Regions from separate parts of the Mus musculus genome. Here region 1 is linked to region 2. Evidence: chromatin loops called from intact Hi-C (ENCODE). Cell type or tissue: left cerebral cortex. All regions are shown on one strand. Links, peaks and the distances in the headings refer to the core of each region. The heading gives the core; the rest is flanking DNA. Region 1 holds the start of Olfr1340 (olfactory receptor 1340). Region 2 holds the start of Olfr1337 (olfactory receptor 1337).

The links. A loop is a pair of places that touch in the nucleus more often than their neighbours do. Peaks named below come from ENCODE experiments on the same cell type or tissue, not always from the same donor. Only the 100,000 strongest peaks of a DNase experiment are listed, where the experiment ranks them.
Region 1: a loop joins it to region 2, with 2.0 times the contacts of the local background. A loop is called at or near these places in 4 of 42 quality-filtered maps.

The regions. Positions count from the first base shown.
Region 1 is chr4:118,723,461-118,734,966 of GRCm38, reverse strand. It overlaps Olfr1340 (olfactory receptor 1340), which reads right to left and starts at 8,718. Exons shown (of 1, transcript NM_146304.2): 1 at 7,771-8,718. The coding sequence starts at 8,718. The coding sequence ends at 7,771. It overlaps Olfr1339 (olfactory receptor 1339), which reads right to left and starts at 436. Exons shown (of 1, transcript NM_146852.2): 1 at 1-436. The coding sequence starts at 436. It also overlaps the pseudogene Gm21942. In left cerebral cortex, for the core only: a CTCF peak has its summit at 5,930 (motif pointing right); no DNase peak of the experiment used is centred there.
Region 2 is chr4:118,778,499-118,790,004 of GRCm38, reverse strand. Olfr1337 (olfactory receptor 1337) reads left to right here and starts at 7,419. Exons shown (of 1, transcript NM_146309.3): 1 at 7,419-8,369. The coding sequence starts at 7,422. The coding sequence ends at 8,369. In left cerebral cortex, for the core only: no CTCF peak of the experiment used is centred there; no DNase peak of the experiment used is centred there.

The DNA of each region.
Region 1 (11,506 bases), core at 1,601-9,600, 55 kb after region 2:
CCCCGCACAGCCAAGGCCTCATGATAACCTTATATCTGAGTGGGTGGCAAATGGCTACATATCTATCATAGGCCATGACAGAGAACAACCAGCCCTCAGTGATGCCTAACACCAGAAAGATGTACATCTGGGCCACACACCCAGAATAGGAGATAGTTTTCTTCTGGCAGAGGAGATGCACTAACATCTGAGGCACTGTGGTGGTGACATAGCTCATATCCAGCATGGAAAGGACACTGAGGAAGAAGTACATGGGTGTATGGAGACGGGAGTCCAGGTGGATCAAGGTGACAATGAGCCCATTGCCCACAAGCGTAGAGAGGTAGAGGAAGAAGAAGACATTGAAGAGGATTATATTAAGTTGGAAATTACTGGAGAAACCCAGAAGGATGAACTCAGACACGGAGCTGTGATTCTCATAGGAGGAGCCTTGCATTCTTCCACTGCAAACAGAAATGGACCTAGTGGCACATCTTAGAACGCACAGTTAGTCACTTTGCCCATCCCAAGACCTTAATCTTTCTTGGGATCGATGTCAGTTCCAAGACTGAGGTCTAAGTTCTGGATGTTTTGTGTCTTAGGCCAGAGCCTCCAGAACATCTTTTCCCTTCATTATTCTACACACACACAAATGTCCCCTGCTTCCCCCTCTGTTGAGACCTGCCCTTACACACTTCACTGTTTCATCTCCCTGGTGCAGGCTACAGAAAGGGAAGAAGAGAATGAGACACTTCTCCTCCTTTCTGAAGGCATATATGTCCAGCACCCTTTCTATGAACATCTGAGAGAGTTGGAGATGTGGGGAGAATATACAACTTCAAAAGCAGAGGAAGTTCTTAGTAAATTTTACTTGTATCTGTGTTTGTCTATCCTCTGGACGCTTTTGACACTTTCTGTTAGGTAGAGTCACTCAACAGTTCTGCTTCATCCTGCTCTTACTCACCCCCAAGCAAGAACCTTTCTGCTTGACTCGATAAGCTGACTTCTACTTAAGACAGACTAGTAGCTGCTTTCTACGCTTTGGGGCAGATGCCAGACTGCACTGGGTTCTGTGGGGTGAACTGGGCTGTAAATGAGTAAGATGAGATGTCAGGACCAGAACATGGGGTTGGAGGAGTTTTAACTAAGGTAGAAATTGGTCAGAGCATGTATACATCAGAGGAATAGACAACAGAAGGAGTGAAGTGACACATCAAGAACTAAGAACAAGCTCCATTAATGTGCCAGGTCCAGTAGGGCAGGGATGAAGGGACAGAGGTGAGGATGAAGTGGACATAGATGCCTGCAATTGTGCCCATCAGAAAGTTCAAGTCCACATTCCAACAGACCAGCCTCAAGGACTCTTCTTCATGGAAGCTTTCGTACATAGTGAAGAAGATCTGGGGTTGAAAATCAGATGCCCAGCCTCAGCTGGATTAAACAATTGGATGGTACCTACAACACAGATGCTACAACACAAATTTAGACTCTCTCCTCACACCTGACTAAAACATCCAACTGTACCTAGTCATGGCAGCAGTCCACATCTGTGGTCCTAACATTCAGGAGGCTGAGATAAGAGGACCTTGGGTTCAAGGCCAGGCAGGGCTCACAGAGAGGTCAAGAGCAGGTTGAGCTACATAGTGAATCCCTGACTCAATGGAAAGAATGATCAAACTATAGGAAGCTCAGATGAGACAGCAAGTTATTGGGAAAGAGCTGAGGACTTACACCAGGTGAGTACAGAGAGAGTCCTTAAGGTCAGCATGGGGTTACATCATTGAGAAAGGATCCTGGTAGATCTGGGCTGGTGGTCTGTGTCTGCAGTAGCCAGGCCATGTGTTGAACAGCATGCTCATTTCTGGATGGTACCTTAACGGGCCTGTGGACAAATCAAAACAGGCTATGAAGAAGGATCAGGAGGCCATGTTGAGTAGAGAAAAATTGAAACAAAGAGGAACATTTCATCTATAGAACCGAGAGGGAAGAGAAGGACTTTGCCACATTTAGGTTTCCCCTAAACCTGGTGCCTGAGCTGCAGAAAGTCCTAATAAACATCTCATTGACAGTCCCTGCTAAAAAACTGACCAGAATGTGAGACAGAGTGGAGAAAGTGAGGGGGGTACAGATGGGCAATCAAAAGAACCAGGAATAGGTAAATGGGGGGGGGGTCAGTCCAATTATGATTGCCTGGGCTGGAGGCATTCCAGAGAGAATGGTAGGGTGCCAGGCTCTACTCTGCTATTGTTCCTCTTCAATGACATTGCACACTCCCTCCTAGTCCCAATGTCTGCCTCAAGCTGTCTGACTCTCATAAAGCCTCAAATAGGATTTCTGAGCCATTACTGTAACTTGCCATCTCCATGCTCACCCTCAGTACCAGTCCTCTTGTCCTGTACCTCCATCTAAGGATCCAAACCTGGGACCGAAGAAGAGAGCCCACTGCTTCATCTCCACAGAAGCAGCCCCTCTCCCTCGAGTTTTCTCTGTCTCAACTGAATAACATAATAACAAATACAGAGATGAAAAGAAGAAGAGAGAGCCATGCTGAGACATCAGGGACCAGAGGAGGACAGAGATCCAGAGAGCATTGAGAAGAGCAGAAACCAGGGATGAAATGCTTGAGGTGAGTGGAAGGGACTTGGAAGCAGGCAACTGTGGGGCAAACAGATGAGGGTTAGGGACAGGAATGGGAGATAGGATGGAGGTGATGGAGACAGATGGAGTGCATCTTGTAGGACTGTGAGGACTGTATGTCTCAGGCAACCTCTGCGGCTTCCTTCCTTACCTGACCTAGGCTCTGTGTGAAGGTTGAGCTAGGAGTGGGTGAGGTTTTCCTTTAACATTCTGCTCCCTGTCCTCAGGGAGGATGAAGCTGAAGTTTCTTAATGAGTCTTCTGTGCCTTCAGGTCCTCTGGGTCCCACTGCAGCCCTTTCAGACCCTGAGCACACAGTTCAACTCTTCCATTTGGTACAGAAGACCTCCATAACCAATGCTCTTGATCCTCTCAACCCCAAGTTTCCTCCCTGTTCTCAAGTCCTTTCCTTTTTCCTCTTTTCTGTCAGTGGAGATGAATATGTGAAGATCAAGTAGAGTAAATGCATGGGTTAAGAAATAAATGCCAGGGTGGGGTCTGGGGACGTGGCTTGGCTGGTAGTAACTTGTTGCCCAAGCATAAGGACCTGAGTTCAGTGCCCAGAGCCTATCCATGTAAAAGTCAGACATGGTGATGTGTACTTGTGATCACAAAGACGTGGAAGCAGAGATTGCAGGATCTTTAGGGTGTGCTCACCCGCTAGCCTAGCCTAATTGGTGAGCTCCAGGCTGATGAGAGACTCTACCTGCAAATAATATAGACCTTGGTAATGACCTAAGGTTACCATCAGGCCTCTTTATGTATGCATACATATACCTGCATATGCATGTTAACATGTAGCTTCATATACATGTGCACATGCATCTACATATACATGTGAACATGCACCTGCATATACATGCAAACATGCGCCTGTGTATACATGTGAACACGCACACATACACAGTGAAGACTTGTAAGGGTGAATGCTAAACAGACATGTCAGGGAAGCTTTCCATAGATCTTGAGAAAAAGAACATGTTCCTCAGGGGGTGTAGGGTCAAGCTATAGATCTCTGCTCAGCCCCTCAAGCTTCTCGTTCTCTCTACTGTGCTCTGCTGGGATCTGGACTATGTTGTGTGCTGAAATTTTGTAGCCCTGAAATACTTTGACTTTCTGGAGGGAAGGGAATATGATTCAAGCAACAGTGGCATCCTTCATAGATCTTAAGCCAAGATGAGGTAATGATAAATACTCTCCATGAGAGCAAAACCGAGGAAGACTTAAAATCAAATACTGGTCCTACCACTTAATAAGAGTGCAATAGTTGACAAAAGGGCAACCCTCTGTACCTCACTTTTCACAATAGCAAACTGAAGCAATTGTAAGACAGGACAGTTTATAGGGCTAAATATAAACATATATGAAACAGTTGTAGCAAATATACCTATAATTTAGGTTGGATCTGATGGTCTAATTTATTTATTCCAGTGGGTGCTCATAAATCTGTCCACACTGGATTGTGAGGTAGCATAGGGAGATGACGCCACCATGGGTTGCGAAGAACCTTGGATTGGGAAAGTCAGGAGTTTGGGGTGTGGGGACCTTGAGTGCCAGGATAAGGTGATGAAAGTTGTTCTTAGGGCTTAAGAAGATTGTGGTAGGACCTGGAGGACTTCAAACCATAGACGGCATATAAAACATGGAAATAGGGTCTGGGAGATAGCTCGGATTAAGTTTCTGCCACTGAGCCAGCTGGTGAGCATCAAGTTCAGTGAGAGATTCTACTCTCCCTCAAGAAAAATAGGGATATGGGGAGCCATATTACATTGGTGAAGCTTCGCCGTCAATTCCTGAGACACAATAATACAGCAATTTCCTAGCCCTCTGGTTCTTGCAATCATTCTGAGCCTTCTTCCATGATGGTCCCAAGCCTTAGTTTGTGTTGTAGATACATTAACTGGAACTGGACACACCACAACCAGTCTCTTTGTGCGTTTTAACCAGTTGTGGTTTTCTGTAATGGTCTCTGTCTGCTACAAAGAGACACATCTTTGGAGGAATGGGATCTACAGTTATCTGAGAAAAAAACCACAATTGCTGTGATATAATGACCCTCACATGTCCATTATATGAGTTGGACAGTTTTCCTGATAATACTTATTGTATTGTTATATACAATTATTTTACATGTTCTTGAGAGTCACTTTTTGATCAACATTTTAAACAGATGTCAATTTATAATCGTCTTAATTTCTGACAGTTTGATGACCTTTTTGCTTCTGGGGCCAGAGTTGAAAGCTTTGTCCATAGTATTAAGAATTCTTAAATTTTCATAGTCTGAAAATAACTAGAAAAATTCTTGAAGAAATACACAGGCTGTTTTATGATTAGGTGAGAAGACAGTAGGAAAGAGACGGTGGGGACCTGGACCAGCCTATGAAGATATTTGAGAAGTTGGTAGTATCAGAGCAGAGGCGTCATGCTAGAAGGTGAGGAAATTGGGTGGGCCTGCTGTGGATTTTCAGTGCCTTGAGAACTCTAAGAAAAAAGGCCCATTTCATCTCCAAAGATGTCCCGCTTGCCCTTCTAATGACCCCAGAGCATTTTTCTTAACAAGTCCCCAAGAAACACAATGAGCATGCATTGCTGGCAACTCTACTTCTATCTTTAGATGCCAAGGCTCCTCCTCCCCAGGGCTTTTCTCCTTCAAGGCTGAGTCTTTCAGGCAGCAAACCCACCCTGGAGACTTCCCTTCAACAGTTCACATCACCCTGAGAGCCAGTGTTCTTTAATGCTTGGGGACATTAGCAACTTTGGAAGACATGATTGCTCTCTATGCTGGCGGGAGTTGTAATGAACAAAGCACACTCTTAGCATTGATTGGTCTTTGGGGATTTTTTTGTAACATTTCAGCCATTCTTAGTCTATAGTTAAAACTTTATTTTTTAGTTTTCTCTATTGAACATTTTTATTGTTTTTTTTTTAATGTATACAATATATTTTGATCCTTTTCCAACTCCCTACCCACCCAAGTTCATGTTCTTTCTCTCCCAAAAATATCAAAACAAACAAATGATATTAAATAAGACAGAAAAGTAACAACACACACACAACCATAAAACTTCCAAACTGGTTAAAAATACCTGGGATGTTTTTAAATTTAATCTTGTGTTTATGTGACAAATGCTGATTTAAAAGATTTTCCTTGTGTTTCTTTTTGCTAAGCAATTTAATAATTTTCCTGAAACTAGAAAGGTAGAAAAATATTTAACTAAGAAAGGATTTCTTTATTTCGTTTTCTTTGTATGGATGCTTTGCTTTTATGCATGTTTATGCAATAGATGCCTGCCTGGTTCTCTCAGAGGCCAGAAGAGGGCATCAGATCCCTTGAAATTGAGTTACAAATGGTCATGAGTCACCATGTGAGTACTGAGAATTGAACCTCGGTCCTCTGCAAGAACAGCCAGTGTTCTAAACCACTGAGTCATCTGTCCAGCCCTTGATAGAAATTTGACTTGGTTTGAAACACCAGAAATGGTTTATTTCCTGATGTGGCAACTGATGTTGTGGGTATGTCCCTCCCCAACCCCCAACTCTTTCTCTGCTGAAAGTATGACTCTGTATGTGCAGTCAGTTGCTACCATGATTGTTCCCATAATGCCTGAATGAATGAATTTGACCTTCACATCTGAGGTTTAGAAACACATGCTTCTGTTAGTAGTTGAATGGCTCTCGCTATCTAAATTTTAAGCCCCACTCTCATTTGAGGTTTAAAACAATTTATAGTACGGACAATAGAACATGGTTATCACCTCCATTTGAGTTCAAAGAGGACTGGATTCTGGAGAGTGTGATTGTTTTTTTCTTAAGATCTCAACAAATTAAGCCAAGATCAAAGCCCAGGGTACTTCCCACTGTCTCATGTCTCTCTGGCATCCGAGGATACCAAGGGAAAATCAGCTGTTGAAAGTGGAAGCCACAACTGGAACAGACTCAACCGCAATAGGAGAGGAGCCCATGACAGCGAAGATCTGAGAGCAGAGCTGACCAACTCAGCTAGGAAGGAACTCTCCCACCAAACCTGTATTGAGACTTTGTTTTGGACTACACATGGTCTATTCACTCAGGATACAGAATGTCACAGTGTAAGGGCTGGAAGGGCTGACTTCTCAACAGAGCTCCAGACTCCAGGGATCTGGCCCTGCACTTATGACCTTAGAATAAAAACCTTTTTCTTTTTTGACACAGGGTCTCACCATATAACTCTGGCTGCCCCTGAACTCTCTGTAGACCAGGCTTGCCCTCAAATTCATGGAGCTCTACCTTCCTCTGCCTCCCGAGTGCTGGGACCAAAGGTGTGTGCTGCCACCACCAGCTAGGGTTCTTTTTAGCCTTCCTCAGTTGTAGCTTTTCATTGTCTCAGCTAAGCCTCAGAATTCTCTCTGGGATGTTTCAGAGTAATGTGATATAATATATCAGAGCCTGGGCCTTGGAACTAAGCCCTGGGCTTCAACCTCTGCCATGTTACTTTCAGCTTGATGACATTTAGAAAATTGATATTTTTGTGTTTCGGTGTCTTTATTTTTATGAAGGAGATATTGCACACCTCTACAGTTAATATGTGAATTAAAAAAAATAAATACATATCAGTCAGGCATCAGAGAGAGGGGATATACCTGTATTTTCAGATATCCAGGAGACTGAATATTTAAGCTGATTATTTAAGTTCAAAACCAGTCAAGGCAATATAGTGACACACACACACCTCAAGGTGAAGAGGAGGAGGAGGAGGAAAAAAAGGAAAGAAAAATGAAAATGAAAACCACCACAAAAAAAAAAGAAGAAAAAAGAAGGCCACTTAAATTATTGAGTGACTGTTATACAAAGGCCACCTTAGTTATTATCATTTGGGCATAATGAATACTACAGAACACATTTGACAGCTGGAAATTAACCCCCCCCCAAAAGTGAGGTGAATGCTGCAAACCAATGTGACCTTTCCAAAACCATAGAAATTGAGTGACACGGCTAATTCTTGGGCACAATTCTTTGAGTCCTTTCCCGGTGTATCCATTAGTAAATTCATGTGGAACATTCTTTTCTTGTGTCTCCCTCATCCTGAGAATCCTCTCTCATTCGATCCAAGAACCTCAGTGAAATTGTGGGTGGCACACCCAAGAGGCCCGAAGTATTGCAGACAGCCTCACTCTTCCTACTGGGTGTCCTCACCCCTTCCAATTAACTTGAAGAAAGCCTTCTTCACATCCTTGTTCCGGAGACTGTAAATAATGGGGTTAAGGAAGGCAGAAATGACATTATAGAACAAGGCCAGCTTCTTATCATCTTCTGGGGAGGCTTCAGAGCCAGGTCTCATGTACATGACCATGCATGGAACACAGAACATGGTGACCACAGTGATGTGTGAAGCACAGGTGGAGAAGGCCTTCATCCGTCCTTGGGTAGAGCAGATCCTTAGAATGGCTATGAAGATCCGAACATATGAGGCCAAAATGAGGGATAATGGGATCAGAAGCAAGATGAAGCCCAGGATGAAGTCTACTTGGTCATTGAGGGATGTGTCTGCACAGGCCAACTTCAAGACAGCAGGGATTTCACAAAAGAAGTGGTTGATCTCATTGGGGCCACAGTAAGGAAGATTCATTGCAAAGACTGTGTAGACAAGGGCACAGATGAGGCCACAAAGGGCAGAGCTGACCACCAGGGCTATGCATAGGGTTTGGCTCATCTTGACTCCATAGTGGAGTGGATAACATATAGCAACATATCTGTCATAGGCCATAGCTGCAAAAATCCAGGTCTCAGTGATGCCTAGTGTCAAGAAAATATACATCTGAATCACACACCCAGTGTAAGAGATAGTCTTAGTCTTGCTTACTAGATGAGCCAACATCTGGGGCACGGTCGTGGTGGCATAACTCAGATCCAGGAGGGAGAGGATGCTGAGAAAGAAATACATGGGTGTGTGGAGACGAGCATCTATTCTAATCAGGGTAACAATGAGTCCATTACCCAGGACTGTAAATAAGTAGAGGAAGAGGAAGAGAAAAAAAAGGATCCAATTGGTCCTGGGGTTTCTGGAGAAGCCCAAGAGGATGAACTCAGTTACAGAGCTGTGATTTCTCCAGCCTCGACTGTGCATGGCCTTCCTTCTAAAGAGAAAAGAGGGAATATTACTGTCCTCCTTGCTAGAATTTGCAAAATCCATGATAAAATTCTTTGTAAAAACCCACAAATGGGGAACTCAAAGTCAAATACTTACCACTATGCCCTGGAAGTAATCTATCCAAATTAGCCTGGCCAGGCTCTAGGTACTTAGTAGAAGTTCCACTAAGTACTTTAATGGTTGTCCAACTAACTACTCCCAATAAACACCAGGGTTACTGTGAAAAAACTGCAAAGGGCAGAAGTCTTATGTCAAAGAAAATACACACACACACACACACACACACACACACACACACACACACACACACATCTTAAACAAGTCGAAAGGAATGCCTGTTGTTTCCGAATGCCATTATTTCAAGACAAGTAGGTACTAGAAGGGGCAATGTAAAACAAACAAGTTTAAAAACACACACATACACATAGAAAGAAAGAATAAAAGACCACAGCACCCAGTTTATCCCTCTGTCCTCTGCCTCTAATTCTGTACAGAACCCACATTTTCAAGAAAAAAACACTTTGTGACCTTGACTACCCTCAAGTGTGGCCCTCTCTCTTGAGTGACAGTGTATTTATTTCTGGTCTGTATACTCATCAAGTTGCTTTTGAATAAAGGTTTCCTGGAACTTTACAAATTAAACAAAAAAACAACCCCCCCCCCACTTTGTTGCTTTAGAAACTCTGTCGCCTCATCCTACCCTCCTGACCCTTCCTACAGTGGTACAGCAAAACGAATTAACATACAATGATAACCATCAGGACTCTAATTTTGAGAGCCTGAGAAGAGTTTTGTCTTCTAACATTTCTCAAAAAGATGAGAGATGTGGACTTGAGAATGGAACTGCTCTTAGTCAGCAGGGGGAAGTCCTCCACAGCTCTGTCTTTCACAGAAGAGGTGAAGGGTGGGCATAGGTGGATCTTCACTTTAAGGTGGACTCAGTCCTCAATGAGAGAATGGCAGCCTAGCAACAGAGGATGTTCCTGACCAGACTCTCACTCTCCGACCCCTTGATGGTTCCTAAATGCCTGCTACAGAATGCTACCACCAGGACTTTCCATCTTTTCTGGGCTCTGAAAAAGGAAATGGACATTTATCAAGAGTCGCCATAAAGAATGCTTCACTGCGCATGATCTGTTTGTCACCACAACCCATTCAGGTCAGAACCACACTTTGTCTCCTTTACAGAGAATTGGAGCTCCAAAGTTGAAACTTAGTACGTAGAGCCAGGACCCAAATCCCAAGTCCTATGGTCTCACCATGTGAAATTGTCATTTGTCTCCCACACCATCAATTTTCCCCAACAGTTTAGCAAAGGTTTCAAGTTTCATCCTGGGCTTCATCTTGCTTCTGATCCCATTATCCCTCATCTTGGCCTCATATGTTTGGATCTTCATAGTCCCCTTTAGATGTCAGTGTGGGAAACCTGACATGCCTACTCAGTTTAAAAGACAGAAAATACCTATTTCACATTTGTCTTAGTCAGGGTTTCTATTCCTGCACAAACATCATGACCAAGAAGCAAGTTGGGGAGGAAGGGGTTTATTCGGCTTACATTTCCATACTGCTGTTGGTCACCAAAGGATGCAGGACTGGAACTCAAGCAGGTCAGAAAGCAGGAGCTGATGCAGAGGCCATGGAGGGATGTACTTTACTGGCTTGCCTCATCTGGCTTGCTCAGCTTGCTCTCTTATAGAACCCAAGACTACCAGCCCAGGGATGGTCCCACCCACAAGGGGCCTTTCCCCCTTGGTCACTAATTGAGAAAATGCCTTACAGTTGGATCTCATGGAGGCATTTCCTCAACTGAAGCTCCTTTCTCTGTGGTAACTCCAGCTGTGTCAAGTTGACACAAAACTAGCCAGTACAATTGACCCCTTGTCAACTTGACACACAAACACATCACTAGTAAGCCTCAATCCTTACAATCTTATTCATCCCCAATATCTAAATAACTTTAAAAGTCCCACAGTCTTTACATATTCTTAAAATTTCAAACTCTTTAAAATGTCCATCTCTTTTAAAATCCAAAGTCATTTTAAAATTAAAGTCTCTTAACTGTGGGCTCCACTAAAACAGTTTCTTCCTTCAAGAGGGAAAATATCAGGGCACAGTCACAATCAAAAGCAAAAGTCAATCTCTAACCGTCCAATGTCTGGGATCCAACTCACGATCTTCTGGGCTCCTCCAAGGGCTTGGGTCACTTCTCCAGCCAGGCCCTTTGTAGCACACACGTCATCCTCTAGGCTCCAGATGCCTGTACTCCACTGCTGCTGCTGCTCTTGGTGGTCATCTCATGGTACTGGCATCTCCAAAACACTGCATGACCCCTTCAGTCCTGGGCCTTCAATTGCAACTGAGGCTGCACCTTCACCAATGGCCTTCCATGGCCTCTCACAGTGCCAAGCCTCAGCTGCTTTGCGTGACCCCTTCATGCCTTCAAAACCAGTACCACCTGGGTGACCCTTACATATTACCAAGTCCTGCTGCAGCAGGAGTACAACCTTGGCCATCTCTGGAACACAGCCTCTTTGTGCTTTCAGAAAACACTTCCCAGAAGATGTCACCTCAATGATGCTGGTCTCTTCTTAATCACCACTAATTTCTTAGCTCCAGCTAACCAGCATCAATAGTCCCAGTAATGCAAAGTTTTTGCTTTGGTAGTTCTGGTATCTTGTTAATCACAGCTGATTCTTCAGCCCCAGCTAACCAGAACTACAGAATCTTCACAATCAAAACAGCAATGGCCCTGAAGAGAGTCTTT
Region 2 (11,506 bases), core at 1,883-9,882:
GGGCTCCCAGGAGTTTCCTGAGGTGGGTTAGTAGGGTCACGTGAATGCCTCACTAGGACATGACCTGAGTCCAGTGAGATCTCACTAGGATTAATATTTCAGAGATCCTTATATTTTTATTTGTTTTCCAAGATTGGATTTTATTTTATTTTATCTGATATTTTACTTCACCTTTATCTTCTGTTCTGTACCTGTGGTGTTTGTCTGTACCATCAACTGTTATGGAAGCTCAGCGTTATATGTCTCTCTACACTGTGGTGCACATAACTTGGGGATATTTTTATACTAAAACTGTAGAATAAAGACTATTTGGAAGATTTAAATAAAGTGATGAAATTGCATTACAAAAAACAGATTGAGAGAGAGATACAGAAAGACAGAGTGACAGAGACACAGAGACAGAGAGACAGAGATAAAGAGGAGCCAGTTTTCCTAGGACAATTTTACGGAGACAGGTTGCAGGTGAAGACAGAATGAGCCAGAGAATGAGAAGGAGCCGAAGATTAGAACAGGTTGGCAGACTTAGTTTGAGACCAAGCAGAGCAATTCAGTGTGAATCTGAGAATCACGTTTGAATCAATAACCTTGGAGAGGCATTTGAGCCAAACAGCTGAGGTGATTTAGCTAGCCAGAATTCAGAAAGTGCTAGAAAACTGAGTGTATTTAGCAGCAAGCCCCTGATATGACAATTTCATCTAAGAAAATAAAACTGGCATGTATACTTTTATCACTCAGAAAGGTATAACATAGTCCCTCTTCCCATTTTTTCCTCTTTTGTCTCTTTTGCGGTATCTGAAATACACTTTCTGTGAGAGATGGACCTTTTTCACTTTTATCAAGTATCATTCCTAACATGTGATGGCTTTTCTGCCTTGTTGTAGAAATCCATGTCTTAGTCAAATGTTCTCTCTGTGTCTCTCTCTTTCTCTGTCTCTCTGTCTTTCTCTTTCTCTCTGTCTCTCCCTCTCCTCTTCCTCTCCTCCCCTCCCCTCCCCTCCCCTCCCCTCTCCTCTTCTCTCCTCTCCTCTCCTCTCCTCTCCTCTCCTCTCCTCTCCTCTCCTCTCCTCTCCTCTCCTCTCCTCTCCTCTTCTAGTGAATCTATAATAAAATCTTTATGAATAAACCCAACAGAGCCAGGGTGGCTGCATCATCCTACATGTGACACTCAGTTCTGTCTGCTTCTCTCTGAACCTCTGTCTCCTTATTGATCCTGGGAGAGAAGAGTCTGCCTGGACTCCACTGCCTGTGCAGAGCTAATGGGGATCACCAACACCAGTGAGAAGAGTTGGGGTCAGAGCTGTGGGACAATGCTTAGCAACAGCATTGTAGGGGCCAGGGCTGTGCCATGATGCTTCTGATTAGAGCTGATTGTTATTACTGAGGTGTAAATACACTGATCATAGCCAGCTTCATGGTTACCAACAAGCCACTGAACAGCAGTTGAGATCACATATCACTACACAGTATTTCAACCAGCAAGTGCACCACACCAGACAACTTCTAGAACACAGACCACAGGAAAATGTAGTTGATCATCAGGATGTAAAGAGTTTTGGAGTTTTTTGCCTTTTTTTTTTTTTTTTGATGTTATAAATCAAAATCCAGACTCAAGCATTCTATTTACTCAGGTGTTACAGAGCTTAGCACCATTCTCAGATATTCTGTCTTTATTCCAATACAACTTACTTTACTGTCATTTATATAATTAACTTTTAATAGTCACTGTGTTTATGGAATACCTCGCAGAAATTCTTTTTTGTTTGTTTGCTTGCTTCCTTGTTTGTTTTTAAAACGTGGTTTCTCTCCGTATCCTTAGCTGAACTGGCTTGGCTTGCTCAGTAGAGCAGGCTGGCTTTGAACTTATAAAACACAGCTGTTTCTGCCTCCCAAGTCTTGAGATGAAACTCATGCACCACACAGTCCTGTGCTCACAGGAATTCTAAAACCTTATCGATCCAACAAGGAAGATGTTTATAGTCCTGGGTTCTCCTTCTGGATAGTTGGGAATTGGAGACTCAGACAGAAGGCAGGGATAGAAACTCAAGGTCACGGACCATAGGCCAGTACTTGCGGCAGGTGCAGCACATCATCACATTTTAGTCTAGCAAGCCTGGAAGGGAAGCGGTTACTTCTGGATTCTACAGAAGAGGAAACCAAGGCAGAACAACAATGTGTTAAGGAGAGCATGCTCCAGAGTTTGATATATTTGGTCCCCAGTTTTATTCCCATCCAAGATTCATGAGCCCCTGGGAGAGTTTCCTCTGTACACTGTCATGAGAATGTCATGTTGACTTCCATGTTGCTGTTTCATGGTTGACTCTTTTTTCTTGTCTCTGCTTATGCGTATGAGCATGTTGCCTCCAACTCCACAAGCATGCCTGAACCCTGGGGAAGTCACTAGAAGCTACCAGATCCTCTATAACTCATGATATAGATGGTTGTGAGCTGCTATTTGCATGCTGGGAACCAAACTAGGGCCTCTGCCTGAGTAAGAAACTGTCTTTTTCTGAAAGCTACCGTTAAGCCACCATGGTTGTTCTCACTTTATAAGCACTAGAGTGGCTAGGTTACTTGCTCACATATACAGCAGGAAGGAAAGTCTTTGGTTTGCCCCACGGTAATTAAGGAAGGAAGAGGAGTGTGATTCAAATATGGTCTCATCATTGCTTGTCTGGACACAGTTTGGAGAGCAAAAGGAATCACAGTGAGAACTTGTTCTTGACCTGTGTATCAGCTGACCACATTCCATCTCCTGTTATCTGAGCTGTGCTTATTCCCAAGTTAGTCTATAATAGGGAACAGTTTACCACCCCTTCACTCGTGGGCTGTCTCCTCCTGCTCAGACCTCAAGGGTCTCACTTGTAGTGCTCTTGTTTATACTATCCCAGGAATCATCTAACCATCCCAATTGGGAACAGAAATGAGCCTTTCTGTTCTCTCCTGGGGGAAGCTAAGGGAGAAGGCCAAGTCACAAAAACTCAGCTGCTGGTCCCACTGTGAAGAAGTAAAAATGTCTGAGCTTGCCTTTGTTAAGCAGGATTTTATAGACACCATCTTCAAGAGCCAGTGTTGCCTAGCCTTTGTAAAGGGTGAACCCTTGAAAGAGACTCAGCCCCTTAAACTCCATAGCACCTTGGCATTTTTTTTCTGGAGTCTGGGCTGCCTAGCATGCTGTACCTCTTCACTCTGTTCCTTTAGGGAAATTCCCCTTTAGCCTTGCTCTTGTAAGACCAAGAAACAGCCACTCATTGACACATCCCTGGATTTACAAGTGGTAAGGTGGTCACTGGTGTTTGGCTTGTGAGTGGGGTCAGACACATGATGGGCTGTAGGTGACTAGAAGGCATGCCATCCATCTCCTCCTCCTCTGTGCGTACATCTCAAACTCCCAGACCTCTTCTGCCTTCTCCTACTCTTCTATCTTCTCTTTCGCAACCTTGTTTCCTCCTTTCTACCTTTATTATTTTAATGAATATTTATAGAGAGTTTGTTTCAAATCATGCTGATAAAGAAAGAATGTGGAGTCCTAAGCTGAAAGAGCTCAAGCCAAGCAGAAAGCCCTGTCTATGAGGGAGCAGTGAAGGTCAGTGACTCTGAAGATGTCTTCCCACACCACAGAGACACAGCTTGATGCTCTTTGTAGCCATGGCCATCATGATTTTCTTTTTTGGGGTGAGGCAAGCAAGTCTGCTGTAGCATAGTACTGATTTCTGTAGACTACTGATCTTAAGCCTTCCAGATGCTATATTTGTGGATTGGAGCTACCTGTGTAACATCATATAACCTTGCACTCAATACTGATGTCTTCATTTGCAGTATTGGGCTCACAGATTTGGCCCAGCAGCCCTGGTGGAACACTGTAAGCTAAATCGGAGGCCACTGAGCTGGGAAAACATAATAGACTCTGCATGACTAAATGATCTTCCCATGCTTGCAAATGCCACCTCAGATACTCTTTCCTTGGATTCTTCTTCTTTAGTACACTCCAGGGCCTCCCACAGTCAGACAAGAGGGAAATCTGTCCAGGAGAGCTGGTCTGTGGGTAGCCAGTAAGCTCTGTCCTGGGAGCTCTGGTCTGTGCACAATCTCAATGAGCTCAATTTTAGGACACTGAAGTCTGCATTCTTCAGCACCACCTTGAGAACTTGTGTGCCAGAGCAGAGCAGGCAGTGACTGAGAGCCAGGCTCTGAGGCCAGACCACCTCAACTTCCACTTCTCTCATGCCAATGTTGTAATCTGGAACAAACTGACCTTTCCAGTCCTATGTTCCCATCTATAACACACAGGTAATAACACTTCTTTCAGTGAGTTGTGATGTTAGCCTAAACTTAGGAGAACAATGACTGGAATGTAGAAATTATTCAAAAATTAATATTAGTTATTTTTATTATTGCAAAGTCTAGAAAAGCATCCATTCAGTCATACCCTACTCTAGACAATTCTTTATTAATGTCTGGGAATTCAGTCACTAGGAGAGAAAGAAAGACTCCTCTAGGATTCTTCAGACTGTAACCAGGGAATAAACAGGAAATACAGGATATATCCTACCTGGGTTAGGGGTGGAAGGGAAGCATTCCTGGCAGAGCTGTGCCCTAAGGTGGGAGAGAGGCAGAGGTGTACAGGACACAGTGTGCTTGCATGGAGATTTGTACATGGAGACAGGGGAGGTGGAGGAGACAGCTGCATCCTGAGGCTTAGTCTTCACAGAGCAGGCAGGTTGGCATGAGCAGTGTGCCTGCCTCAAATGATGGGGCTTCAGAATTGTTAAAAGGCTTTCAGCTGGGGCCACATAGGACCAGCTTGAAAATTCTTGAAAAATCCCTGTAGCAGTCTCATGAAGAATGTGTTGACCCAGATGAATACCCAGCCAGAGAGGAAAGTGAACACCAAGTCCTGCCCCTAAACAAGAACTCACTTGCAACTGATACCCACTAGGAACGAGGAGGTCAGTTTTCTCCAGTAGAGTCTCACTGTACGTCTCTGTCACACCCCAAGGTAAGCCACTTGGTCAGGAGCAGTCGGCCAACAGGAAAGTGACTCCATGGTTCTGTTTTGTTTGTTTCTTTCTTCTAGGTGTTTTGTTGTTGTTGTTGTTGTTTGTTTGTTTTTTAAATTTTGTTGTTTCTTTTTCTTTTATATCTTTTGTCTTGAAAGATAATTTGGGAGGAGAAAGAACATGAAGTTGGGTGGGGAGAATCTGAGAGATGTGAAGGAGGAGAAGAATATTTTCAATGTGCAGTGTACAAAAACAGGTTTTAAGATACTTTTTAGACTTCTTTATTTAATATGAATACACTGTCACTGTCTTTAGACACACCAGAAGACAGCATCAGACCCCATTATTGATGGCTGTGAACTACCATATGGTTTCTGGGTGTTGAATTCAGTACCTCTGGAAGAGCAGTCACTGCTCCTAACTGCTGAGCCATCTCTCCAGCCCCTGACAAATTATTTTAATTAAAAAAAAAAGACTGTATTGAAGAGGGAAAATTTAGAAGTAAGGGTCACATGGAGATGGATACAGGAATAACAGAAGAGAGGATGGATGGTCTCCTGACCTGGGTGAAAGAAAGGACAACTGTGTGTATGATGAGCAGGGACTGGTCAGGAGAGGGGACGGGGACAGGGAAAGTGAAGACTGGGGATGGCTTCAAGTCTCTTTCATGTTTCTACTCCCATCAAAACATCTCCTGCCCTAAGCACTGTCTTGCTCATCAGCATATGAGTGGAGCCCTACTTAAGACTATTAAGAATAGTGTTTGAAAATTTCCTTTACATGCCTTTCCTTGATCATATGTTTGTATGTGTCTATGTGCTTACATATTGTTTCAGAATTATACTTAATATTTGTATTGTTGGACAATGCATTGAGTGTGTTCAACCTTAGGGAGCACAGCCAAGCACCACTAAAGGGATCACTTTAATTTTCTCCCCTGTTGGATCTAGTTACCCCTGTTAATACTAGACACGTGTTACTGCAGCCAGGCTGGTAGGTGTGTGGGGATGTGAGCCTGAGAAGCAGAGGTGGGCGTGGCTCTGTGGTGTCCTCTGCAATGTCCAGATGAGTGATGGTGCTGAGAACCTCTTACCCTCATCAGTGCCCAATAGACAGCTGCCTCCGTGAAAGGCCTTCAGTAGTGTTCTCTGTTCTCCTGGAGTGTCTGATGTTCTGTTTGTGCTTTTCTAAGTCTTTGTAGAAATTCATTGAGTACTGGTTTTGACTTTTCCAGCTTACCACTATTTTTTACTCCATGGAAAGTACTTTTTGTGTTCCTTTAAGAAAATCTTTGCTTATTCAAAAATGACAAAGTTTTGATGATATTTATTAGGTTTGATTCTAAAAATAAATTTGATTGCTTTAGATTTACCCCTTAAATCCACAGTGCAATGGATATATTTTGTGCAGAGGGAGGTGGGGATTTTCCTGGCAGAAACACAGTGTCCCCAGTGCAGTGCACACATGGGCTTCACAGTGTCCCCAGTGCACACATGTGCTTCTATCCGTATTCATTTGACCTTATGTGCATAGGCCTGGGTTTCATTTGTTCTGTCTTTTCATCTATTTGTTTACTAATTTTTGCATGTCAGTGGCAGCCATGCCTCTGTCAGTCTGTTTCTCTGTCTTTCTCTTAGTGTGTATGTGTGTGTTTGTGTGTGTGTGTGTGTGTGTGTGTGTGTGTGTGTGTGTGAGAGAGAGAGAGAGAGAGAGAGAGAGAGAGAGAGAGAGAGAGGAAGAGAGAGAGAGAGAGAGACTAAGAGAGAGAGAGAGAGAGACTAAGAGAGAGATCAGAGACTAATAAGCAAACTTTCCTCAGTTGCTATGCTATTCGTCTTATTCATTGAGGCAGGGTCTCTCAGTTGACTCTAGTTCTCATCATTTCAGCGAGGGTAGCTTATCCCTCTTGCTGTGGGGACTTCCTGTCTCTGCCTTCTCAGAGACGGATTGAAAGTGTGAGACAGCATATGACATGTTTCCAGGAGTTATGTGAGAAGCTTTAGCTATTCATCACAATCCCAGGCCATGACTATCAACAGTCTCATTAAGTAGATGAAGAGACTGAGGCTTTGGGAGGTTCATGACTTAAGAAGAATACACAGGATCTGACCACTGAGCTCAGGACCCACATCCCAGACTTGTTTTATTTAAACTAAAGAGTGTTCTATTTTATTTTATGTCTTTAGGTCTTTGTCTATATGATGCTTGCTTAACATGTGTGAGTCTGGCCTGTGGAGGTGAGAGAAAGAGTCAAATCCTATGGAACTAGAGTTAGACACAGCTTTGAGCTGTCTGGTCCCCTTAGAAACCACACAGTGCTTCACCTTTGAGCCATCTCCTCAGTCTGTATCTTCCCTTTCTGCCTCTATCGATGTCATGTGTCAGGTAACACATGGAATAATGGATTCTCTTACAGCCTCCACCATGTGGATGATTCCAGGGCAGAACCAAAGTTGGGTTTCTGAGTTCATCTTGATTGGCTTCTCCAGTGACCCCACGACCAACAGCATCCTCTTCATTGTCTTCCTTCTCATGTACCTGAGCTCAGTCCTGGGCAATGGGCTCATCATCATGCTGGTCTGCCTGGACACACAGCTGCACACTCCCATGTACTTCTTCCTCTGTACCATCTCCCTGTTGGATATGGGCTATGTCACCACCACCATGCCCCAGATGTTGGTGCATCTTCTTGCTCACTCTCAGACCATCTCCTTTGCTGGCTGCTGGCTGCAGATGTATGTGTTTGGTGCCCTGGGTATGACTGAGTGCACCTTCTTTGTTGTCATGGCTTATGACCAGTATGTGGCCATTTGCTATCCACTGCGCTATACTGTCATCCTCAACTGGGGCTTGTGCATACGGTTGGCAGGAGGGTCTTGGATATGTGGTTTATTTTCTTCTTTGTTACATACTTTCTTCACCATGAGTCTGCCATATTGTGGACCCAACAGGATCAACCACTACTTCTGTGAAGGTCCTTCAGTGCGTAGCCTGGCTTGCATGGATACTCATGTCATTGAGATGGTGGACTTTGTATTGAGTGTTTTTGTGGTTGTTATTCCAATCTCCCTCATTGTGGCCTCCTACATTGGTATTGCCATGGCGATTCTCAAGATCAAGTCCAACCAGGGCCGTTGCAAGGCTTTCTCTACCTGTGCCTCCCACCTGACTGTGGTCACATTCTTCTATGCTCCAGCCAGTTACATCTACATGAGGCCAAACTCCAGCTACTCCCCTGAGCGAGACAAGCAGATCTCACTCTTTTACAATGTCTTCACAGCCTTGCTCAACCCTGTGGTCTACAGCTTGAGAAACAAAGATATCAAGAGGGCATTTCTCAAGGTGATGGGACATGGTAGGCTGGCCTGGTAAACCAGAATACTGGGAAGCTTGAGTCTGAGTATTCACTATTTATGAAAAGTACAGTTTCTTTCTTTTGTGAAATCAATATATGCATTTGAACCAATGTAGTATTTAGTAATTGGAACAAAACATCATGAAACCAACATTGTTGTCCTGATTGACAGGTGTCACTAAGGTATAATCCTAAACACCTCAGTAATGTTACTGGATGGTAATGGCAATGGTTCACTTGTTGCTCATGTTTTTAGCTCTGGGGTGTGACCTTCTCTGTTCTCATGTTCATTCTTAAGGAGGAATGTTATATCCAACATGTTATCTGGACCAAGGCAACTTTTATAAGGACAGCATTTAATTGGGGCTGGCTCTCAGGTTCATTATCATCAGGGGGCAGGAAGAAGGGCAGTTTCCTGAAAGGCAGGAAGGATCTGAGAGTTCAACATCTTCATCAGAAGGCTGCTAGAATACTGGCTTTCAGGCAGTCAGCATGAGGGTCTTAAAGCCCACACCCATAGTGACACACCTACTCCAACAAGGCCACACCTCCAAATAGAACCACTCCATGGGCTAAGCACATTCAAACCATCATCCCATGCTATTACGAAAGGTAAGAAAGAGTGGAAATAATAAAAATGACCCAGCTTTTCTACAGTGGTCTGCTTCTATTTCCACCCATTCTTGTGGCCAAATCAAGTAGTACTGTCCAGGCTGACAGCAGGAGGTGAGAAGTTTTTTGTCTGTTGAGAAGAAATCTACATAGCTATAGTCTGATGCGTTGGTTCCCTTACGGACAAGGCAGCAAGTAATATGCATCACGTAACCTGGAATAGTTCACAGGAAACAACAGCATATCTATAAACCAACACAAAACATGCCTGCTGTGGATAGCAGGATACTAGAGACAACTTGTAGACTGAGGCAGTGTATACTAAGTACCTCAGCATGTGCTGTCATGACAAAATTAAGCTGATAATTTGTGGCACAGAATCAATACAGCTCAGAGAGCAAATATCACATATATGTTCAGTGTGGTCTATGGGTGGCTATGGTGACCTCTCCTGTGAAATGATGTGCTGCTGAAAGAGAAGGAGCTGGGTTCTCATCAGAACCTCCCAATGTCTGCTCTAAGTTGCATGCAGCATCCAAGGGTGTGTCTCACCTTTGGCTACCCTCTGCTGATTCCCTTCCAACCCTACAATGGTGGTGAGTATGAACTGTCTGTCATATGCAAAGTAGCTCTTCTCTCACCAAACACCACATTCCTCTGTGGTTCGGTGCCTGAACCATTCTTTCCCTAATGTGGCCTCAACCCCTGATTTTATTCTGTTGCCACATATTGCGGAGATAGGGTACCCTTCATTCATAGTTTATGCTCAGTACTATTGTTTACATATATATTTATCTTTTGAGAAGTCTCCAATATCCTAGGCTAGTTGGGAACATTCCATATTCCTTAAGATATCTTTGAGTTTTTTAATCTTTCTGCCTCTACCTCCCCAGTGTTAGGATTAAGGGATTGGGCACTACAGCTGGGGGGAATTTTTGATTCTTGGATGATGTCTTGTGATTATAAACGTTTTCAAATTGATAAAATCCAGTTCATACACTACTTTTTTGAGACAGATACACTCTATGTAACCGTGCCTTGCCTAGAACTCACTGTGTAGACCCAGCTAGCTTCAAATTAATAGAGATCCTCCAGCCTACTTAAAGACATTAAAGGCATACTACACTGCTCCTGGCCAAGCACTTGAATCTCTTGTTATTTTTTCATTAGATCTACAAGATTGTTTTCGTGATCCCATGTTATGAAGATTTACTCCTGTGTTTTGTTTTTAAAGTTTCTTTTAGGCTTGTATTTTAATTTTTTTGTCTTACTATTTTTATTTATTATTTATTTGAAAAATTTTCACAATGCACCCAATCACACTCACTTCCTAGCCCTCCCATGTGTACTCCCAGACCCTTGTACCCTCCCCCACCAATAAAAGAAAAAGAAAAGAAAACAAAGGAAAACCACACCAATCTAATTAGTGTTGCCCATGTCCTGACTAGAGTGTTAAACTCTCAGCGTCTAATCCCTAAAAGATAACTGAGTCCTTCCTCAGCCCAAGCCCATGCCAGAAGTCATCTACTGTGAAGACTTACATGTCAGCACCCCATCACTTTTTTGTGAGCTTTCTTCAATGGATTCCTGTCTGCATTATTTCTTTTTACTAGTGTGTGTTGGGAGATTGTCAGAGAAGCCTTCAGTGTCTCTTATACTCAACTATGAGTCTACAATTGTCACTGATACCACTACAAAGGAAGCTTCCTTACCCATCACAACCAACAGTAGACTGGATCATTGACTTCCACATAGTTCTGGTGACAGCATGGAACACGGGCACCAACACGACACTCAGCTGCAGCACAGACCACTGGCATCCAGATGGGCCACAGACATCAACATGGAATGGGGCAGCAACATGAACTACTGACATCACTATGTCCCCTGGCTGTATCACAAACCATGGACACAAACATGGTCTCTGGTTGCAGTACAGACTGTGGAGGTTTGTCGGGGCTACACAATCCAGAGGGTAAACCATTCTCCATCTTGTCCAACACTGTCCTTCTCCCAGCAGGATAAGCAGGATGGGCTTCAGTGTGAAGGCTCCATGTTGTAGGCTGTCCAGCTGGTCCTGCTCATGGTAGGCAAAGGACCAGCCCTATTCAGCAATGACATGTTTCCTATAGCCACACTCTCCTAGTGCTCCCATAAGCTTTGCTACCTTATCCATCATTTCACCATTCTCCTTCCAATTTCATGACACCTCTGTCTAAAAACTTCTTTCCATTAGATCTGCCTCTCTAAAAATGTTGTTCTACAGATACTTCAGGCTCTGCAAACTCCTCCACCATCATCATGTCCCTGCTTAAAGCCCCTGTGTGTATCTCTCATGCTCACCAGAGCTGCTGTGTGATCATGAAGGTTCCAGCAGCTACTGTCATCTTGAATCCAATTCCTGTTAGGTTTTGATCCATTCTGAATTATTTTTGTGGACAGTATATGGTAATGGCTAGATTATATTCTTTTCATATAGATTTCCATGTTAGTAATCCATATTTTTGGAAAATATTATGTTTTCCACAGTGAAAGATTATGT